2 separate regions of the Homo sapiens genome follow, and region 1 is linked to region 2. The links are chromatin loops, found by intact Hi-C in ENCODE. Cell type or tissue: heart right ventricle. All regions are shown on one strand. Each heading gives the region's core, and the rest is flanking DNA. Links, peaks and the distances in the headings are about the cores only.

Region 1 (5,480 bases), core at 2,937-5,436, 76 kb before region 2:
TAATTTCTTCTTGGATTGTCTTTGCCCCATTTCAAAACCTGTAGTAATTTGGATTACATCTGGTCTCTGTGTCTTTTGAATTGGCCTTCCCAAGGGCCCATGGTACAACTTCCTTTACTGACTGACCTGGAATTATCAGATTCCCACTTTACCAATTGGTTTTGCTTCATTGCTTAGAATTAAATTTGTATTAGCATTTTCTTCATTGCTGCATCTGCTTGCTGAGGTGAAGTAATCTGCAAAGTAAGTTTAGGTTTCATTAATACTGATTGGACTTTGTATTGGACTCATGATGAATCCCTAAGAGATCATCATGAGTTCCTCCTGCTGGGTGGCCTGCAGTGCTCTTGGGGCTGTATGTGTTCATCATGAAGCATCTGACTCAGCCCTGGGGGTCCATGTGGCAAGCTTACAGGCTCCCAGTGTAATGGGGCTTCTGTCCCTCACCTCACGTCACATTCTAGCAACGTGAAGCCTTCTTACCAAGGCTTCCCAGAAAGGCCCACAAGTTAGCATTCACCTTAAGCAAGAATCTCAGGTGTGTCCTTCCCATGCCGTGGTGGTGTGTGGATGTCTGGTGCCCGAGGAATCATTTCCACTTGCCTCCTTGGACCTTTCATCAGGACTGACCAGGATCCTCCTCCACCCTTCTGTCTTTGACATTGTGTCAGTTGTCCTTCACAGCATCTCAGCTTTATTTCTTTAGTACCAAAAGTGCTTTTTTTCCTTGACTATAATACCATGCAAATGTAGGAATCTTTAGAAAGTCCTTTAGAATATTCTCGTATTTAAAAATATATACATATGTGTGTTTGTGTATGTGTATATATATATATATTTTATGTGTGTGTGTGTGTGTGTGTGTGTGTGTGTGTGTGTGTGTATATATATATTTTTTTTTTTTTTTTTTTTTTTTGAGATAGAGTCTTGCTCTGTCACCCAGGCTGGAGTGCAGTGGCATGATATCAGCTCACTGCAACCTCTGCCTCCCGGGTTCAAGCAGTTCTCTGCCTCAGCCTCCCGAGTAGCTGGGATTACAGGTGCCCGCCACCAGGCCGGGCTAGTTTTTGTATTTCTAGTAGAGATGGGGTTTCACCACCTTGGCTAGGCTGCTCTTGAACTCCTGACAACGTGAGCCACTGCACCCGGCCCAGAAAAAAATATTTTTAAAAGGTTTTTGTTCCTCTTTCCTAATGTGTAAATTAAGTCAGAATGCCATGGAATTGGGGCCCTGGTGTGGTTCAGGCAGGGCCTGTCCCATCCTGGTCATTAGGCTGACCTCTGTTTTCTGTGATAGCTGTTCTCTGGTGATAGCTGTTGAGTAAGAAGAACCATCAGCTAGGGGTTCACAGAGAGAAGTTTATTCTCATGACTGCTCCCACACTAAGAGCTTGAGGTTTATATAGTTTGCCAACTATCTACCTTCTGTCTATGAATTTACCTATTCTACCTACCTGATATAAGTAAAATGATACAATATTTGTCCTTTGGGTCTGAATTATTTCATTGGGTACAATGTTTTCAGAGTTCATCCAGATTGTAGCATATATCAAAACTTCATTTCTTGTCCCAGCATGGGGTGACTCACACCTGTAATCCCAGTGCTTTGAAAGGCCAAGGTGGGAAGATCACTTGAGGCAAGGAGTTTGAGACCAGCCTGGGCAACATAGTGAGACTCCATCTGTACAGGAAATTATGATAAAGACTTCATTCCTTTAGGGCTGAATAATATTCCATTGTTATGTATATATCACGTTTTGTTAATCCATTTATCTCTTGATGGATACTTGAGTTGTTTTCGTTATTTTGGCTATGGTGAATAATGCTGCAGTGGACATTGACACACAAATGTTTGAGTCCTTGCTTTCAGTTATTTTGGTTATATATCTCAGAGTGGATTTCTGGGTCAAATGGGTAATTCTGTGTTTAGCTTTTTTTTTTTGAAACGGAGTTTTGCTCTGTTGCCCAGGCTGGAGTGCAGTGGCACCATCTCGGCTCACTGCAACCTCCATCTCCTGGGTTCAAGCGATTTCTCCTGCCTCAGCCTCCTGAGTAGCTGGGATTATAGGCACGTGCCACCACACCTGGCTAATTTTTGTATTTTTTAGTAGAGACAGGGTTTTGCCATGTTAGCCAGGCTTTGAACTCCTGACCTCAACTGATCGCTCACCTCAGCCTCCCAAAGTGCTGGGATTATAGGCATGAGCCTCCTATGTTTAGCTTTTTGAGGAACTGTCAAACTATTTTCCATAGCAGCTGTACCATATTCCATTCCAACCAGCAGTATATAAGGGCTCCCTTCTTCACCGCCAAAAAAAAATTCTTCCACATCCTCATCAACACTTGTTATTTTCCATATTTTTTATTATAGCCATCCTAGTAGGTGTGAAGTGGTATGTCATTGTGGTTTTGATTTGCATGTTCCTAGTGACTGATGTTGAGCATCTTTTCATATTGGCTTTTGGCAAATCTTTGGATAAATATTTTCAAGTTCTTTGCCCATTTTTTAATTGGGTTATTTGAGCGTTTTTGTTTTTTATTTTGTTTTATATTTTTTGAGACAGAGTCTCACTCTGTCGCCCTGGCTGGAGTACAATGGCACTCACGATCTCGACTCACTGCAACTTCTGCCTTCCAGATTCAAGCAATTCTCCTGCCTCAGCCTCCCAAATAGCCAGGATTACAGGCACTCACCACCATACCCCGCTAATTTTTTGTATTTTTAGTAGAGATGGGGTTTTACCATGTTGGCCAGGCTCTTCTGGACTCCTAAAGTGAGGTGATCCACCTGCCTTGGCCTCCCAAAGTGCCAGGATTACAGGCGTGCGCCACCATGCCTGACCTTAGTTATTGTATTTAGGCTGTTGATCCATTTTAAATGACTTTTTGTGTATAGTGTGAGGTAAGGTTTCAGAGTCTTTCTTTTGCATGTGGAAATTGGTGCAGTTGTCCCAGCAAGGTTATTCTTTCCCTGTTGAATAGACTTGGCACCCTAGTCAAAAATCAGTTGGCCAAGCTGGGTGTGGTGGTGCACACCTGTAATCCCAGGTACCCTGGAGACTGAGGTGAGAAGATTGCTTGAGCCTAGGAGTTGAAGATCAGCCTGGGCTACATAGTGAGACTCCCACGTGTTAAAAAAAAATCACTTGATCATAAATGTGTGGGTTTATTTTTGACCTCTGAGTTCTATTCCATTGTTCTATATGTCTCTCCATATGCCAGCACCACACTGTTGATTACTATAGCTTTTTGTAGTAATTTTGAAGTCAAGGAAGTGTAAGTCCTCTAACTTTGATGCTTTTCAAGGTTGTTTTGGCTATTCAGGTTCCTCGCAATTCTATATGAATTTGAGGATTGGTTTTCCCATTGCTGCAAAAAAAAAGGCTGTTAGAATTTTGATAGGGATTGTGTTGTATTTGTAGATCACTTTGGGTAGTATTAGCTTTTTTTTTTTTTTTTTTTTTAATTTCTTTTATGAGGCAGGGTCTCACTATGTTGCCCAGACTGGTCTCAAACTCCTGGGCTCAAGTGATCCTCCTGTCTCAGCCTCCCAAAGTGCTGGCATTACAGGTGTGAGCCACTGCACCTAGCCAATATTAATATCTTAATCATAAGTCTTTCCATCCATTAACACAAATGTTTTTGCATTTATTTAGGTCTTTAATAATTTTTGGTATGCAAGTGTTTCACCATGGTTAAATTATTCTCGTTTTGTTTTGTTTTGTTTAGACAGAGTCTTGGCTTTGTCACCAGGCTGGAGTGCAGTGGTGCAATCTCGGCTCACTGCAACCTCCACCTCCCTGGTTCAAGCGATTCTCCTGCCTCAGCCTCCCAAGTAGCTGGGACTACAGACATGCGCCACCATGCCCAGCTAATTTTTGTATTTTTAGTAGAGATGGGGTTTCACTATGTTGGCCAGGATGGTCTCGATCTCTTGACCTCGTGATCCACCTGCCTCGGCCTCCCAAAGTGCTGGGATTACAGGCATGAGCCACCGCACAGCCTATTCTTGGATATTTTTATTTTAGATGCTATTGTAAATGGAATCACTTTTTTTTTTTTCTTCTTGGAGACAGAGCCTCACTCCCGCTCCATTGCCCAGGCTAGAGTGCAGTGGCACAATTCTTGTGCCTCAGCCTCCTGAGTAGCTGGGACTACAGGTGCCTGCCACCACGCCCAGCTAACTTTTTTTTGTATTTTAGTAGAATTGGGGTTTTACCATGTTGCCCAGCATGATCTTGGCGCCTCCCAAAGTGCTAGGATTCAGGCATGAGCTACCGTGCCCTGCCTGGAATTACTTTCTTTCTTTTTTTTTGGGATGGAGTTTCGCTCTATCACCCGGGCTGGAGTGCAGTGGTGTGATCTTGGCTCACTGCAAGCGCCACCTCCCGGGTGCACGCCATTCTCCTGACTCAGCCTCCCAAGTAGCTGGGACTACAGGCGCCTCCTACCACGCCCGGCTAATTTTTTGTATTTTTAGTAGAGACGGGGTTTCACGGTATTAGCCAGGATGGTCTCGATCTCCTGACCTCCTGATCTGCCTGCCTCGGCCTCCCAAAGTGCTGGGATTACAGGCATGAGCCACCGCACCCGGCTTGGAATTACTTTCTTAATTATTCATTACCAATATATAAGACGCAACTGATATCTATGTGTTGATCTCGTACCCTGCGACTTTGCTGAATTTGTATCTTTTCTTATATATATGATCGTGTCTTGACTTCCTCTTTTCCAAAAGCCCACATACTCTTGTACCACAGCATACTGGCCTGTGATACCTTTAGCCCCGCCCCCTACCTTTCCCAAATAAAATCTCTGTGTTAACCAGTAAACAGCCCTCTTGAATCAAGTTACTACTCTGAAGGATAGTGGTAATTTTAAGAAAGAGACCAAGTCTTCAGTATTAAAACCCTATTAGATAGCATTCAGTTGTGGGTTTGAGTGTATGAGATTACTTGACTGCTAGCCAGGGCACACAGACAGGGAGCCTAGCCCTCTTAAAGCCTCTATCTCTCTGGCTACTCTGATTCAGGTGCAGGTGCACAGAGAACACAGGGGCAGGCAGTGGACCCATGCAGCTCCGTGAGGGCCAGGGGTGTTTGTCTCCTTTGTGTCCTCTGTTGTATCTCTTCACGGCCTACACATAGATGTTCAATATTTGTTGAATGACTAGAGGAATAAAAGCCACAGAGAGCAGGATGATACCTGTCTGGTGATTATAGTACATGGGCTTTGTTTTGTTTTAGATATTTTGGGGGCTATAAGCCCCTTTGAGAATCCAGTGAAAGTTGTGCAGTCTTCAGAAAAACAGCATACATTCATGTATTTGCATACAACTTCGCAGGATGTTCTTTGATCACTGAGACCCATTCACATCACTCAAGTTAGAATTTATGATTCCAGTGTCACCAGTGTACTCCTGATCTTACTTTTATGTAACCTGAAAGCATACAATCTCAGCCTATCAGTACAGGGAGCGG
Region 2 (7,347 bases), core at 2,958-5,457:
TAGCCCTGCTCCCTGACCTGGGGCACTACGGTCAGGTGCTGCTCCTCCCCTCTTCTCGGCTGCGTTTTCCTCCTCCCTCCACCCAGCTCATCCCCAGCCTCAACTGCCACTTCTGCTCCTCTGATGCCCAGGGTGTATTCCCAGTGATCACCTGCCCAGAGCACAGCTGTCTTCTAGGTGCACACCCACATGTCCAAAGATCAATTATTTTCCTCTCCTGGCATGGCCTCTGTGACGCCCACTAGTCATGGTGGCTGTGACATCCACTAGTGCCTCAGCCAGACCCGTGACTCACCCTGGACCCCTTCCTGTCCCTTCCAAGATTTTTCACCACTACCCATGCCATGCCATGCATGAGACTATGGCCTCCTAGAGGGTCCCTAGATGCCCCTCTCGCCTCCTCCCTTACTGCTCGGTGCACACCACGCAGCAGCCAAGCTGAACTTTCACACCAGGCATCATGAGAGCCTGCAGCGCCTGCTTCTACCCTCAGGAATTCCCCCAACCCTGCCCATGACGGTGTCCACACTTTCCTCCCAATCCTAATGGCTGCCACTCCCAGCACCATCTGGCCAGCCCTCACCTTCCCTTCCTGGGCATACATTCCCCAAATTCACAGTGCTCTCACGAGCAGCACTGGAGGGTCAGCCTTTCTTTCCAATGTCCTCGGCCACCCGTTGACCACAGACACAGCTTTCCCTCTTCTCCCTTGGCCCCTGCCATGCCAGTGCTGCTGTGTGTGAGATGGGAGACTCACCTCGTCTCCATCCTGAGCAGGTGCTGGGCCCAGCTCTCCCTTGGATCTTCAGTACTAGAAGCAGCAGGCTGTTGGAATATTCTGGTTGGAGCCAGGCATGGTAGCTGGAGCCTGTAGTCCCAGCTACTTGGGAGGCTGAGGCAGGAGGACCTCTTGAGTCCAGGAGTTAGAGGTTGCAGTGAGCACTGATCACAACACTACACTCCAGCCTGGGTGACGAAGTGTAATCCTGTCTCTAAATACACACATACACATGCACACACACACACAAATTTTGGTTGAGACAAGAGACTTGTCTCAAGAGATGGACATGGGCACAAGGCTTCCTGGTCTCAAAAATGGCCAGAACCACTGCCAGCCTCCCATCTCTGCTTCAGTCTGCCTTACAGGGGGACAGGGTTAATGACTTGATGGGGCCAACATCCCTTCCCTCATAAACCAGGCTGCCGGCTTCCGGCCTTTCCAGTCAACACGAGCCCAGCCAGGCCAACCTTGAGACTTGCCTCCTAGGGAGAGAACGTGTTCTTCTTGGTGACCAACTTCCTTGTGACGCCAGCCCAAGTTCAGGGCAGATGCCCAGAGGTGAGTTTACCCAGGATCCTCCCAGCGGGTCCCTTGTTCCTCCATCAGCCCCAGGGGGCCACCCGTGTTTCCCTTTCCCCTTCCCAGGTGGCTGAAGGCTCAGCCTGTGCTCGGTGTCCCCCAGGCACTGGGCTACATCTTTTCCTGAATCATTATGTTCAGTCTTCACATATCCCCTGCCTGGTAGGAAGTCCTGTGATCCCCATTTCAGAGGAGAAGACTGAGGCTCAGTGAGGTTGAGTCACTTTCTTAAGGCCTCCAGGCCTGTGGGTGACAGGACCCCGAGCTCTGGGCAGCAGCAGTTCCCATGAGGTGTCCAGGCCCTCCCATCCTGGTCCTGCCTCTGGGTACTCTCCAGGTTGGTAGTGTGACACCCAGAGCTGCGCACATGCTCAGGGAGGTTCTAATAGCAAGAGCCAAGCTGGAATATCACCTCCCCTTGTCTGTGCCCAGCCTCTATTAATATGTCCTGAGGCAGCTTTCATCTTTGTGGGCCAACACAGCACACTCTTGCTCATGGTGAATTCAGGATTGCTTATGATTTCTGGATAGTTTTTTTTGTTTTATTTTTGAGACGGAGTTTCACTCTGTCACCCACGCTGGAGTGCAGTGGCAGATATCAGCTCACTGCAAGCTCTGCCTCTCAGGTTCACGCCATTCTCCTGCCTCAGCCTCCGGAGTAGCTGGTACTACAGGCGCCTGCCACCACGCCCAGCTAATTTTTTTTTTTTTTTGTATTTTTAGTGGAGACGGGGTTTCACGGTGTTAGCCAGGATGGTCTCCATCTCCTGACCTCATGATCCACCTGCCTCGGCCTCCCAAAGTGCTGGGATTACAGGCGTGAGCCACCACGCCCGGCCTGATTTCTGGATAGTTTTTACATCAACCGTGGTCAAGCCAGAGTCCCCCACCTTGTTCTTCTTCATTTCTGATCCAGAAATGCTGATTCTCCCCCTGACATTTCACCTTTTCCCCTTGCCTGGGGATGTCCCTGGGATCCTGCATCTGTCACAGAGCATGCTCATTCTCTCCAGCTGTGAATTTTGTTTGAACTATTGGGACTCAGGACATAGTCCTGAAAGTTTACCTCCACAGTGACATCTTTAGGCAAGTCCAACATTTACGTGCCTCCTGGGCTGGAGGGTCGTTGTGCAGACAGCTGTCCCCTGAGCCCTGGTGGCTGGTCCTAGCACAGTTGCTGGAGACATCCCATGTCCGTAGTTGGAAATATGCACAAAGGATTGCTTACTCTTTTTGTTTGTTTGTTTTTTTGAGATGGAGTCTTGCTCTTGTCCCCAAGGCTGGAGTTCAATGGCACGATCTCGGCTCACTGCAACCTCCGCCTCCTGGGTTCAAGCAGTTCTCCTGCTCACCCCCTGAGTAGCTGGGATTACAGGTGCCCGCCACTGTGCCCAGCTAATTTTTGTATTTTAAGTAGAGACGGGGTTTCACCATGTTGGCCAGGCTGGTCTCGAACTCCTGGCCTCAGGTGACCCACCAGCCTCGGCCTCTCAAAGTGCTGGGATTACAGGCGTGAGCCTGCCGAGAGCTTGGTCGGGGAGACCTGAACCCAGCGGTGCTAAAGGAATTAAAGACAAACACACATAAATATAGAGGTGTGGAGTGGGAAATCAGGGGTATCACAGCCTTCAGAGCTGACAGCCTCGAACAGATTTACCCACATATTTATTGACAGCAAGCCAGTGATAAGCATTGTTTCTATAGATTATAGATTAACTAAAAGTATTCCTTATGGGAAACAAAGGGATGGGCTCTGGTTGGTTAGCTGCAGCAGGAGCATGTCCTTAAATCACAGATCGCTCATGCTATTGTTTGTGGTTTAAGAACGCCTTTAAGCGGTTTTCCGCCCTGGGTGGGCCAGGTTTTCCTTGCCCTCATTCCGGTAAACCCACAAACTTCCAGTGTGGGTGTCGTGGCTATCACAAACATGTCACAGTGCTGCAGAGATTTTGTTTATGGCCAGATTTTGGGGGCCTCTTCCCAACATGAGCCACTGTGCCTGGCAGGATGTGCTTACTCTTGGTGAACCCACACAATGTCCTTCTCTTTCTTAATGCTCAGATGTGCATTTAGTGTTCAGTTTGTAGACCGTTCTGAAATTTGGCTGGATCTGTGGGTCTGTGTTTTTCAGAATCTGTGCAATTCCTCTTTGTCTGCAACCACACTTCTGGCTCTTCCCATGAAACGTCAGGGCTGGGTCGTAATTATCAGATCTGACAACCTGGCTTTCCCGGAAGACCAGAGTTCTGCCAGCTCCTCTAGGGATCCTGGTGCCTGATCCCTCCCTTACATGCACCATGCTCTTTATAGTGTCACCTCCCTCAGCAGACACCGCTGAGCCTCCCCGCTGGGCCAGGGGGCTAGCTAGGCTAAATTCACAAAACTCCATCTCCCATACTTCAAAGACCACCCACATGGACAGCCCAGCCCAGGTGGCAGGTCCTATGATGGGACAGAGGCTGTAGGTGGGGGACCTAGGGCTGCACTTGAGCAGAATCTTTTTTTTTTTTTTCTTTTTTTTTTTTTTGAGACAGAGTCTCGCTCTGTCACCCAGGCTGGAGTGCAGTGGCGTGATCTCGGCTCACTGCACACCTCCACCTCCTTGGTTCAAGCGATTCTCCTGCCTCAGCCTCCCAAGTAGGTGGGACTACAGGCACACACCACCACACTCGGCTAATTTTTGTATTTTTAATAGAGACAGGGTTTTGCTGTGTCGGCCAGGCTGGTCTCAAACTCCTGACCTCAGGTAATCCGCCCACCTTGGCTTCTCAAAGTGTTGGGATTACAGGTGTGCCAGGCCAAGCAGAATCTTAAAAAAAGGTGGGGAGAAGCTGGTGAGCAGGTGGATTTGGTTGAAGCAGGATGTCGACACAGAGGGGGCTTGGTGGGTAAAGGCCCTGAGCTGTGTGAGGTGAGGTGCCTTTAGGGCTACCTGCCACTGGGTGGAGCTGAAGTGAAGATTTGGACTGGGGTGGGAAGAAGGTAGTTCAGGATTTCAGGGGCCCCTGTAAGCCCCACTAAGGAGCTAAACTGTTTTTGTTTGTTTGTTTTCTTTTTCTCTTTTCTTTTTTTTCCTGTAGCAATGAGGTCTTGCTTTGTTGCCCAGGCTGGTCTCGAACTCCTGAGCTCAGGCAATCCGCCTACTTTGGACTCTCAAAGTGCTAGGATTACAGGCGTGAGCCACTGTGCCTGGCAGGAGCTAAACTTGATTAGAGGAACAGAAGAGAGCCACACGTGGGCTCAGAGGCAGGGTGCTCAGTTTCCTGCACATTGGGATGCACCACTTGGGCTGCTGGGCATAGGTGGATGAGGGTATGGGAAGACGTGGGGGCCCCACTGGTGGTCACTGTGGGGTCTAGTTGGAGGAGACGGTAGCCCAGCTGGGGTGAAGAGGAGAGGCAGACACAGGACATAGGTAGGGACAAAGAAGCAGAGCATGTGGCTCTGCTCCGACCTCCACCCAATCACGACGGCCCTGTCTTTCAGAAAGTCCCACCGCCTCATTCTGGCTTCTCAGAGGCCCTCAGCCTTCCTTGCGCCCCTGGTGCTGGTGTTCTTCCTGCTGCCCCTGAGCTGAGTGCCCTGGGCAGCAGTGTCCATCCTCAGTTGGGGCAGGACCATGCCTGGGAGAGTGCCCGATGCTCAAGGGTGCCTTCGTCTCTGGGGTCTGGGACCCCAGAAAGCTCACCTGTCCTCCCCTTCTGCCAGAGCCCCATAGTCCTATGCCTCTGTGCAGGCATTAATGTCCCCAGGTTACAGAAGAGCGAGCAGGAAGGAGTAGCCTGTGGTCCCTCAGCAAGGGTGTGGGGTCCTGCTTCAATACCCAAGCCCCTGACTCTAGGGCCCTGATCTTTGTCAGCTATGTCCCCATGCCGGGCATCAAAAACTCACCCTCCCAAGGTATCTTCACCTTCCCTGATCTGTCATCCAAATTGGACCAGAGGAGCTAGACCTGGAAGAATCACTTCCGCATCCACCAGGGACAGAACTGTCAGGAGGGAAGGGGCAGGGTGCGTTGTCTCACGCCTGTAATCCCAGCACTCTGGGAGGCTGAGACAGAAGGATTGCTTGAGGCCAGGAGTTAAAAACCAGCCTGGTCAACATAGCAAGACTCCATCTCTACAAAAAAAAAATATTAAAAAATCAGCCAGGCACAGTGGTGTGTGTCTGTAGTCCCAGCTACTGGGAATACTGAGGTGAGAGGATTGCTTAAGCCCGGGAGGGCGAGGCTGTAGTGAGCCATGATCATACCACTGCACTAGAGCCTGGACAACAGAGTGAGACCGAATCACTAAAAATAAATTTTTTGAAAAAGGAGGAAAGGGGTCTCCCTTTGTCTTTGAAATACAGTACTGTACCTTCATCTGGCCAGGGCATTGCTCCGCTCCCTCCTCTGACCACCTCCTTTTATTTGCACCCTCCAGCTTTCCTGTGTGGCCCCACACTCAGGGTACTCTGGCGGCGGGGTGGTGAGGTTGTTTAAGGTGGGAAGGGGGCCTGTCCTTCCCACCTTGAACCTCCCTGCCTTTGAGACTGGGCTGTGGAGGGGAGACATCCCCTGTGCCATTGGTGACTGCTCTCTCTCCCACCTCAGCACCCGTCCGTCCCACTGGCTAACTGCTGGGTCGACGAGGACTGCCCCGAAGGGGAGGGAGGCACACACAGCCACGGTAACTGTGGGCTCTGTCTTCCAGTGCCCCCAGCAGGGTGGGGGCCGGGCTGGGATCCTGGGTGGCTCCTGAGTGCAGGCCCTGCTCGCCTCTGTCCCTGCATCTCTCTTTCTGCCAACAACCCCCTGGCTGAAGGCCTCCCCAGGCCTGCAGAGATTTGAAGGTCTGGAGTTCATCTTTTGTTTTCTAGGTGTAAAAACAGGCCAGTGTGTGGTGTTCAATGGGACCCACAGGACCTGTGAGATCTGGAGTTGGTGCCCCGTGGAGAGTGGCGTTGTGCCCTCGTAAGTGTCCCCACAATCCCCTACCCCAACTGGCGCAGGGCCCCAGGCCTGGCAGAGGCTGTCACCTCCCTTCCACCTGCAGGAGGCCCCTGCTGGCCCAGGCCCAGAACTTCACACTGTTCATCAAAAACACAGTCACCTTCAGCAAGTTCAACTTCTCTAAGTAAGCAGAGTGGGTCTCATCTGCCCCAAGACCCTCCTTGTCCCCTACCTCATCTGACCTTTCCCACTCCTCCCAGGTCCAATGCCTTGGAGACCTGGGACCCCACCTATTTTAAGCACTGCCGCTATGAACCACAATTCAGCCCCTACTGTCCCGTGTTCCGCATTGGGGACCTCGTGGCCAAGGCTGGAGGGACCTTCGAGGACCTGGCGTTGCTGGTGGGTCCCAAGTTGGGGGCAGGGTTCCTAGAGGGCTCTGGGAGAGGGTCCCGGGCCCACCCACCGGTGGAAAAGCTATGTGCTATGTGCAGGGTGGCTCTGTAGGCATCAGAGTTCACTGGGATTGTGACCTGGACACCGGGGACTCTGGCTGCTGGCCTCACTACTCCTTCCAGCTGCAGGAGAAGAGCTACAACTTCAGGTGAGGCCCCACTGCTCCCAGTGCCCAGCTGCTGGGCCCATCGCCCTCTCACTGTGGCGGCCAGGACAGACCACACCCAGGCCCAGGCCTCTAGATATTCCACTACGTGTGCAAGGGGGTCCCAGGAGCAGGAGAGAGCTGTTCTCAACCCCACATCCTCCAGCACAGGCTCCGTCCTGCTGCCCCAAGTCCTGAGCCCTCCACCCCATCTGTCCCAGGCCCCTGCCCAGCTCAGGCTCCTCACTGCCAGCCCTTCCTCCACCCCACCTCGCTTCTAGTATCTCCCCTCCACAGCAATGGGGTGTTTCATTTTTACTTTCCCCTTCTCCCCTTCAGCTTTGTTTTTTTTTTTTTTAAGACAGAATCTCATTCTGTCACCCAGGCTGGAGTGCAGTGGCCCGACCTCGGCTCACTGTAACCTCTGCTTCCTGGGTTCAACCGATTCTCCTT

The links. Hi-C counts contacts between places; a loop is a spot of excess contacts. Peaks named below come from ENCODE experiments on the same cell type or tissue, not always from the same donor. Only the 100,000 strongest peaks of a DNase experiment are listed, where the experiment ranks them.
Region 1: it touches region 2 in a loop (2.5-fold over the local background); 1 of 110 quality-filtered maps calls a loop at or near these places.

The regions. Positions count from the first base shown.
Region 1 is chr22:20,940,697-20,946,176 of GRCh38, forward strand. The region is part of intron 2 of CRKL (CRK like proto-oncogene, adaptor protein); the gene reads left to right. Among named protein-coding and RNA genes, the nearest start is that of LINC01637, 14 kb to the right of the region's middle. In heart right ventricle, for the core only: no CTCF peak of the experiment used is centred there; no DNase peak of the experiment used is centred there; H3K27ac peaks cover 565 bases.
Region 2 is chr22:21,016,722-21,024,068 of GRCh38, forward strand. P2RX6 (purinergic receptor P2X 6) reads left to right here. Exons shown (of 12, transcript NM_005446.5): 3 at 1,268-1,339; 4 at 5,955-6,030; 5 at 6,221-6,314; 6 at 6,397-6,477; 7 at 6,554-6,695; 8 at 6,788-6,897. Among named protein-coding and RNA genes, the nearest start is that of P2RX6, 5.2 kb to the left of the region's middle. In heart right ventricle, for the core only: a CTCF peak has its summit at 4,281 (motif pointing right); no DNase peak of the experiment used is centred there.